2 separate regions of the Homo sapiens genome follow, and region 2 is linked to region 1. The links are chromatin loops, found by intact Hi-C in ENCODE. Cell type or tissue: Caco-2. All regions are shown on one strand. Each heading gives the region's core, and the rest is flanking DNA. Links, peaks and the distances in the headings are about the cores only.

What was found. Hi-C counts contacts between places; a loop is a spot of excess contacts. Peaks named below come from ENCODE experiments on the same cell type or tissue, not always from the same donor. Only the 100,000 strongest peaks of a DNase experiment are listed, where the experiment ranks them.
Region 2: it touches region 1 in a loop (3-fold over the local background); 39 of 110 quality-filtered maps call a loop at or near these places.

Annotation. Positions count from the first base shown.
Region 1 is chr11:94,399,478-94,404,030 of GRCh38, forward strand. GPR83 (G protein-coupled receptor 83) reads right to left here and starts at 1,942. Exons shown (of 4, transcript NM_016540.4): 1 at 1,384-1,942. The coding sequence starts at 1,770. In Caco-2, for the core only: no CTCF peak of the experiment used is centred there; a DNase peak (open chromatin) is centred at 2,064; H3K4me3 peaks cover 1,315 bases; H3K27me3 peaks cover 597 bases.
Region 2 is chr11:94,181,398-94,185,950 of GRCh38, forward strand. PANX1 (pannexin 1) reads left to right here. Exons shown (of 5, transcript NM_015368.4): 5 at 1-571. Among named protein-coding and RNA genes, the nearest start is that of PANX1, 55 kb to the left of the region's middle. In Caco-2, for the core only: a CTCF peak has its summit at 2,581; a DNase peak (open chromatin) is centred at 2,584.

The DNA of each region.
Region 1 (4,553 bases), core at 416-4,415:
CCAGGTGGCTTTGGACAAGGGATTGAACCTCTCTGTGCCCTAGTTTTCTCATCTGCAAAATGTGAGTAATATTCTAATAAGTGAGGATGAGAAAGAGAATGTGAGGGTACTTTTTCAATATAAGATTTGGAAGGATGTTCACACAGGTGATGGACTTGTGGGGGTTCATCCTGTGTTTTTTGCTTGTCTGTTATATCTGGTTGTGTATGAGAGATGGCAAGGAGACAGACAGAGAGGGATTAATAGATATTGCTTTAGTAATCACTCAAATGACAAAGTTATTCCATAAAATGAAAAAATATAACACACTAGAGAAACATGCAGTATAACTGTCACTATGGTTGCTCAGTCATCGCCCTTACAGTCCCAAATCATCCATGAGAGCCACACTCCCCGGTCACAGCGGGACACCACCAGCGCTAAGTAGCCAGGGCTTGGGGAAGAATCCCATCAGCTGCCAATGTGCAAATGCCCCCAGCCTGCCCGATTTCTGGGGCCCAAGCCCACCTCCCCTCATTTCTTCCTCAACACAGACCTCAAACACAGCCTCATTATCAACCCACAGAAGGGAAATGCACTTTAAATAAGTGGTCTGGGAAAATGCACTTAATGTTCCATTAACAATTAGCAATTGTTTGATATTTCAGTTGTAGCACAAAGCAGTATCCCATGGGTACGGCTGGGCACTGAACAGGCTGCAATTCAGAGGGAGGGGGACCTGATCATCTCTGCTGACATTTCAGGGGCATTGATTTACTGCTCAATTATCAAGCAAGCCCAGACCCAGTGAGATTAAACAGGAAATGGTCATTCATTTCCAGCTGGCTGCAGACACTCAAACCATTGACCCAATGCCACCGCCGCAGAAGCTCTGGCTGATAAGGCGATGAGACAGAAAAAAGTGGGGAGAAATCAGAGAGTGAGGCAGGGGAGAGAGGAAGAGAGGAGAGGTGGGGAGAGGAGAGGAGAGGAGAGAGAATAGAAAAATAAAATCACAGAGAGACTGACAAGAAGAAAAAGAGATAACAGGTGAGGAGACAGAGACAGATGAATAGGGAGGCTGAAAGACAAAAAAAAAAAAAAAGATGAGGACACTGAGAGATAGAGAAGAGAGACAGAAAGACTTCAGAGAGAGAGACAGAGACTGAAAGAAAGACTAAGAAAAACAGGAGAGATACAAGAACCGAGATGACAGAGGAGGGAGAAAAGAGACTAGGACAGGAAGACAGAGGCAGAGGAGAGGAGAAATGAGGAGGAAGAGAGATGTGGAGAGAGAAGTGGGGACCCACAGGGAGACGCAGAACGGCAGAGGGAGGCCAGAGAACTGAGAGAGGAAAGGGAGACGAAGACAGAAGGTGGGGCGGCAGGCAGCGGGCCCCTTACCAAAGTGAAGGGGGTGTTGAGCAGCGTGATCATTATGTCGGCAACTGCCAGGTTGACGATGAAGAGGCTGGTGGCCGAGTGCATTCGCTGGTTCTTGAAGATGACATGACAGACCAGGACGTTGCCAAAGAGTGAGAAGACAATGATGAAGGAGTAAGCCACAATGAGCAGGGCTTTCACCGTGGGGTTCTGGGACTCAGCGCCGTAGCGCCTCCTGCCCACAAAGTTCTGCCAGTCGGAGAAGGTGTAGTTGTTCCAAGAGAAGAAGTGCGAGGCATTGGGCACGGCCAGGGCCGCCTCCGCGCTCTGCTCGTCGGCCCGGCCCTCGTGGGGCTCGGTGGCTCGCACCAAGGGGAGGAGACAGAGCAGCAAGAGGTGAGGGACCATTTTGCAGGAGCCACCCCTCCCCTGGGAGCCTGCGGGCCGGGCGTCCCCTCCCGCTGGGATCGGAGCGCGCAGCCGGGGTGCGGGGCGCACAGCATACAAGGCCGTCCCGAGGAGCCAGGGAGCCCGGACGCGCGGAGCACCGCGCCGCCCGCCACCAGCCCGCGGTCGGCACGCCAGCTCCGGGTTTGTTGGAGCACTTTTATATCTCTGCTCCCACCAGGCTGCTAGGGAGCGCCTCTGCCTATTGGGCAGCGCGGCGTCTCTCGCGGCGACGGTGACGCGCTCTGGCTCTGACAAGCCTGGCTCCCCCCACCCTACCGGGTGGCGCCGTTGCTGACCCCACGCCCAGCCGTTCCCACTCCCGCCTGAAACTCCTCCGACAGGGCTTCGCTTCGGGGGCTCAGTCCCCAGCGCGTACACACTCGCGTGGTGTCGGCTTAGCCTCTTGTAAAGGAAGCAGGGCAGGCAGGTGGGAGGAAGCCCACAGGGGCACTTGGGATGATGAGGGGGCATGCTGGCAAAGCCGGGTCAGTGACAAGGATATATTCCATTTGTTTCCACCTAAGCCTTAGCCTTGGCACAGTTTCAATATCGAAATGGATCGCTGCGTCCCGGCGGTCCCAGGAAAAAGGCAAACCAAAAAATAGAGACGTTAAGGATTCTCCAAGTCCCCGGAGTATCCAGATACCAGAGGTGCTGGAGGGCTTATTAAAGGATTACAGTTTCTTTGACAGCCCCCAGGAATGCAATCTGGGGAGCTTTGTTTTTCAAGGAAACTCTTCAAAGCAGTTCGGATACCATCAAAGAAGCGAAGGAAAAGAGAAGTTTAGCTGTGTGCTCACCTCTTGGGTAACTTGAATTTTTCTGCCATGGAAGTCCTTGAAGCTATATCTTTAAGGGATATTATGACCCATGCTGTTTTTCCTTCCCCATCTACTTCTTCAGGAAACCTTGCTATCCTGCTCACCCGTTTTCACTTCCACTGTGAAAACTCTCCCAGTCACTGGGTCCTCTGCCACCCACAAGCCTGTAGTAAAGACCATGGGCTCTGTAATTAGGGTTTAATCCCAGCTTTGTCACTTCCTAGCTGTGAAATCTTGGGCAAGCCATTTAACATTTTTGGCCTTGGTTAAAAGGCTTTCTTTTCCTAAATGTGAGGTTTTCAGAGACCCCTGTATACATCTCTCACTGCATTGCCCTCTGGTGCAAGACATGCAATATCTGGTTGACTACTGGTAACCACCCCTGACCCCCAACAGGAAACACCATGTAGATTCTTTACATTGTGTCAACGTGCCCTGGGGAGCAATGTCCTTGGGCTGGGACCCAAACAATGACTCAAACCTAGGTATTACTCTTGTCTCCAGTTTTCCACTTCACATGTACTCTTCAAGCAACTGTGTCTGGAGGAAAGGATGGCTAGCAGATAACCCTCAATTATACTGAAGGACCTGGCAGGTCTCACAGGATTAAATGGCTGAAATAGGGGATTATGTGACAGATCCTAGAAGGGACAAGGTGCTAGGCCGATGAAATAATACATCTTTAGCTCCAGGAAATAAACCAAGAGACTGCCTGTAAACACTGAAAGCTTGGGGGCCGGGCGCGGTGGCTCACGCCTGCAATCCCAGCACTTTGGGAGGTCGAGGCGGGCGGATCCACGAGGTAGGAGACCGAGACCATCCTGGCTAACACGGTGAAACCCCATCTCTACTAAAAATACAAAAAATTAGCTGGGCGTGGTGGCAAGCGCCTGTAGTCCCAGCTACTCAGGAGGCTGAGGCAGGAGAATGGCGTGAACCCGGGAGGCGGAGCTTGCAGTGAGCCGAGATCGCGCCACTGCACTCCAGCCTGGGCGACAGAGCGAGACTCCGTCTCAAAAAGAAAAAAGCTTAGGTAGACTTGCTGCTCCATCAAGATGACCTGGCATCATCTTGAGAGGCAAGGCCGGAATATGATGGTCATTTAGAAAACAGAATCCTAGTCAATTGACTGTGCCCAGTGTCAACAAAGAGTGTATGGATAGAAGAGGAATAGTCAGCGTCAAGCTCAGAGAAAGAAATCAAAGGTAGCCAGTGCCCTTCCAAGCACTCTCTTCCAAGTACCACAGAAGGTGCTTGCTAGCCGGCATATTTGTAATCTGGGCCACCTAACTAATGTCTTCACTTTGATTCCCTGCTCATCATGCCCACCTTGTAAGTGTGAGGGCATTTACACCAGAAGCCTGAAACTTTCTTTCTGAAAGAGGTGAGGTGTTTTAGTTCTTAGCTTTCCCCAAAAGCATCTCCTGTGACAAATACTCTAGTGAGAGGGTTCATTTGGGAGATGAAGGCAAACACCAATAGGGAAGTGGAGAAGTGTGACAAGAAAGGGAAAGCAACCAATAGAGTTTTGTCAAGCCAGCTACCACTGTGGGTGACAAGCTGAAGCCTGCTGGGAAGCCAGTGTAAGGTGTACACATCAGCTATCCAAGCCAAGGGGTGACAGAGCTGTGGTATCTGTACTCCACCTCCTGTTAGTCACTGGTTGAAGGCTTCTCCCAGGGGTCTGCTCCTTCTCCCAGGATGCTCCTGAACTTCTGGCCTGCCATGTGGATAGCCAAAATGGGCTCCAGAGGCAAAACAAGGGCTCAGGCAAATAAATGCTACTGCTGGCAGTTGCAAGTTGCACTGGTGTGCTCTGAAGGGGGAGGCGGTCCTGAGAAAATCCAAGGGTAGGCATGAGGTCTGGAATCACTTCCTCTTCCTCTTCCCCAGGCATTCAGCTCTCCACTCAGCCAGGCC
Region 2 (4,553 bases), core at 371-4,370, 220 kb before region 1:
ATGCCTTGGCCCACACTCGAGCTCTCTTTACATTGTTAGTTGTCAACCTTGGCTGATGGAAATCCCGTAACCACTATTTGTTGCACTGTGCCTTGAAGGGCAGCAGGCCCAAGTGCTGCTCTGACTGAAAACTGAGTTAACAAGATGAAATCTAAAGGATATTCACAGTGACTTCAATTCAGGAAGAATGCTTCCAAAAGAGCCCAGTGGGGAAATCTGACATCACAGAAGACATTAATTCAGTCACTTTCAAAGAGTTTGTCTACAGGCGGTTTCTCTGTTATCAAAGGCATTTGAAATAGGATTTTACTTAAACAATAATGGAACACAGGAGTATTTAAAGTGAAGAACACTTTGCCTGAATGTGATCAGGGCACATAAGTGACATTGGCATGCTTCATATGGCGTGCTTGGAGCCAGAAAAACTTAGCGGTTTATTTTGTTTATATTTAAGCACAGCTTTAAAAAATTCATTATCGTTTATTCAGTGTCCGAATTGAGGCCATTTGGGAAGAAAATTCTAGCACTGGTGGAGAATTATAGAATAAAGATTATAAATGGTTGGATAAGACAAATGTAAGCTTATTTCATAAACATTTAAAGCTGATTCAGAACATGTTAAAAACTGTTCCCAATTCCAACTATGTAAATAGATCCTATGTTCACATTTTACACACACACACAAAAATCTTTAACATCTGTGGAACTTCCCAGTTTTAGTCTTAGAAAGTTAGCATGTTGCATAAGTTCAGTAATCCTCAGGAACCTCCAAGTTTACTTTTAGCTCTTACGGACAGTTGTTTACATAATCTAATTACTGTTTTCTGAAGAACGGAAATTATATAAGCTGCTGTCTGCCTTTTGGAATATTCAGAAAAGCAGATTTTATTTGTACTTCTGTGATGTTTTCTGAAATGGAAAGCTGATGATAAATATCAAAGTAGCAATCAGTGCGTTAAATTATTCTGTTACATGATATTTATTACTGTTGAATTATTCTGTGACTTAGAAATGGCAGTAACCTAAATAATGGAATTTGCAAAATTATTATATTGCCGTATCTGAGATGTTCCATCACAAGTTTCTACACTGGTTTCTTTTGAAAATTTAAAAAGATTTACGAGATACATTTTCTAGGATATGATTTTTTTTTTACAAAAAGCTTCATCTTCTGTAGACTATCCTTAATTTCTATTTTGAAACGGTAAAAATTGATATTTTAGGACACCAGGAAGTCTCCAAGCCATTCCCACTCTCTGAACTCCAGTAGGGTCTGTGATGTCCCAGGCACCAGTACCAAGTTGGATGTGCAGATATGCATAGGCAGGTCCCATCCTTGAGGACTTCAGAGTCCAGTAAAAGGCAGCAGAAACATGGGCTGGTGCCTAAGAGGAGAAAGCGTAGCCACAGTAAAGGCTATGCCAGAAAACTCCTAGCAAATGCTCTGTGTTCTTGGGAGAGGGCACATTGTTTTTGTTTTCTCTCCTATAGTTCCTGTAACTGCTGGTTTTGAGAATATAGTAATCATTTTTCCCAGAGGCAGATGACCACCTTAAGGTTCTTTAGCTGCAAATCCTCTAGGTTGAAGTTTGTGTGAAATAGTCACAGTGATTTTGAATAGTAAGGAATCCAGTTGCCTTTTGAACCTTCCCTCACAGGGATGAGAGAACAAGCCTGTGGAGGTTGTGGAGCTACTGGTAAACAACTGTCAGGGCCCCAGAAGGCTGATGTGGAGGCCTGGGGATACATTTCATCTAATAAAAGTATTACTAGGTATCAGTATCAGTAATAAAAGTATTATAATAAAGTATCAGTAATAAAAGTATTATAATAAAAAGTATTATTAGGACAGGTAAACTCATCCATCTACTGTGAGCTGCTGGCTTGGAGAACGACTTTTGAGGAGCCAGTTTCCTGAGGAGAAATGCTTTTATAAAGCACTCATTGCTTTGTAAAAGGAGACAAAACTGATCCTAAATGACCACTCCAGGGTTGCTGATTTTGTTTCTGGCTCATGTCTGCCTAGTAAACCACCAGCAAGCTGCTGAACCAGGCTGGAAACAACATTGTTGCAACTGGGAGGGACATAGAGTACTGTGAAAGCAGCGTTCCAACACATCTTCACTTTTACAAAGGGATAGGCAGAGACTTCCAACATAGAGGTTCTTAAACTTCGAGGGGTTACAATCCCCTTGCAAATATTTTTATAGCTATGGACCCTCTCCTCAGATCTACAGCCAACATTTTCAGTGCACCTTAGGAGGTCATTTTAGTCCACGCCTCTGAAAAAGCTGCACTCCAACGGCTGAAGAGCAAGCCATACGGCCGAGAATGGGGCTCCCTTTGCCTTCATGAAAGCTACTTCCCCCAACACTAAGACTCAGCTGTACGTTTGCTTAGCTCAGTCACATTTACATTCTTCTGGGTGAACTGTACCTTTTGAGTACCTGCCTTCATTTTCTAGAATCAGACCTAACAAGGTCAGTAGAAGCCTGGGCAGCAGCAGGCCTGGAAAGACGAGGCAGCCAGCATGAACTGCTGTTCTCTCCCTGACCACAAGGCGTCGTCTTCCTCCAGGGTCAAGTAATTGTTCTTGTTCCGCCTCACAGGAATGTGGGGAGGAAGGACGTAACACTATAAAATGCTGCGTCCTACCTTAAACTTGTACTGTGAGAAAGCTGGAAACTTCCACCTGTACAGTGGGTCTGGTTTGCATGTTTAGTTTCATTTGTGGGAACTGCTTGTCCAAGAGTGAGCTCAGGTCAGGGCAGTTTGTGCCTATGAGAATTAGCTCAGCTATCAGGCAGGTTTTTAGACACCTTTTTAAAATGTGCTCGTGTTTGGTTTGTTTTGCTTACTGTCAGTCCTGGGTCAATCAAAGGTTTGTAAGGGTGAGAATTTTTATGCACTGCTATATCGCAAGTGCTTAAAACAGAGACTGGCCCAGATGAGGCATTCTTCAAATGTTTGTTGAAATGAATGGACAAACTCTTAGGATAAATCCTAATTTGTTGGCAACTGTTATTTGATTTTAGAAGGCAAACTGATTTTATTTTAGAGAGGGGAAGGGGAGGGGAGGCTCATTAGCCTCTTGGTAGAAAGAGGACTATTTCTGCAAATGAATAGGTTTCCACCTTAAGTAGTGACAGTCCTTAACTTCTTATTATGGAGTGAGTCTTGACCGCTTTCCAAGTTCAATAGAAGTTCAAGATTGCCTCTCAGTGATTAGGGAAATTGAAGCTTTTAAAGCTCCTGGTCTCAGTAATTCCTCAGAATAAACCTCTTTAAAAGGGATATTGATGGAAATGTACAATTACCAGTAATTGAGGTTTTATCTGAGGGGATGGAGATGATGAAATGGTTCCTTCTTGGAAGTTGTTGGCATTTTGGCTTTATTTTTCACAAATAAAGTGAAACCATTTAAAACGATTGACAACGATTATATAGTGCCATGTGGAATACAATAGATATTAATTTGTGGTTGGTTTTTCTGCCTGCTTTAAATGAAATGTATTATGTTTCTGGGTTCCTTTTTTAGCTGTAAAAATACTTCGTCACTAAAGCATGAAATTTAATCAGCAGTTGTTCTTCAAGTTCCTGAAAGCTATAAAAGTTTCTCATGACTTGAGTGGTTTTTTCCCTGCCCACCAGAGGAGAAAGCCCTTGTAGAATTCTGCAGTGTTACAAGTGTTCCCTACAAAAACTGAAACCATCAGCTCCTCTTTAACAAGTTGGCTTTTTAAAAGCACGTAATTACAATTTAATGGTATTCTGTAAAGTGGTGCTTTAGGCATAATTTAAATTCTTTTTAATGACTATATTTCTTCAAAACTTTGAAAGAAAAATGTGTTCTTTTTGCTGCATCCTTTGTAAGAAGACTGCCAACAGAGGAAAAAGGACTTTACAAATTAAGACCATCTTGGTTTCATTTCCACAAAGATGAGAACAAATCATGGTGTTAGGAAAGGATCCTTAGAAGAACACAAGAATTTGAAAGCCCTTGGTGGTTATCACTACTATATTTCATATTTCCACAGAAGTGACTTAGCCAAGCTCTGCATTTTGAGCCTGCTGACTTTCATTTAAAAGGAATGAAAGGCTGAAAATCCAGGCTGCTGTGTCTGTAGATAAAGGTCAAACCATGTTTGAGTTCTTCACTGTTGTGTCCACCTAAATAAAACTGAGTAAGTAATGAAAAATGTCTTAATATTTCTTGCCTTCCCTTTAGGGAGAGTCATTTCATGGAAGATGTAATGGGAGATGCATTCCAAAATGTCTTGAGGCTCATTGCTGTCTGCTGGAAACATAAAATTCCATAGGCTTCATGCTGCTTGCTAAAATCCAGCTGGCAGTGACTAAAGAAAGAGAGTCCTTGATTAAGGGCCCACAGATTCTGGAATTTCTAAAGCACAAATCACTTGCTTTCTGATTGAGGATTGTTTGCCTGGGCTTGGGAAAAAAAGATCAGCAACCATGTGCTACTAAACATGGGTTCTCCTGCTCACCTCTCTCAAGAGGAGGACTCCTTTGTACAATGGTTAGTACAGCTTACT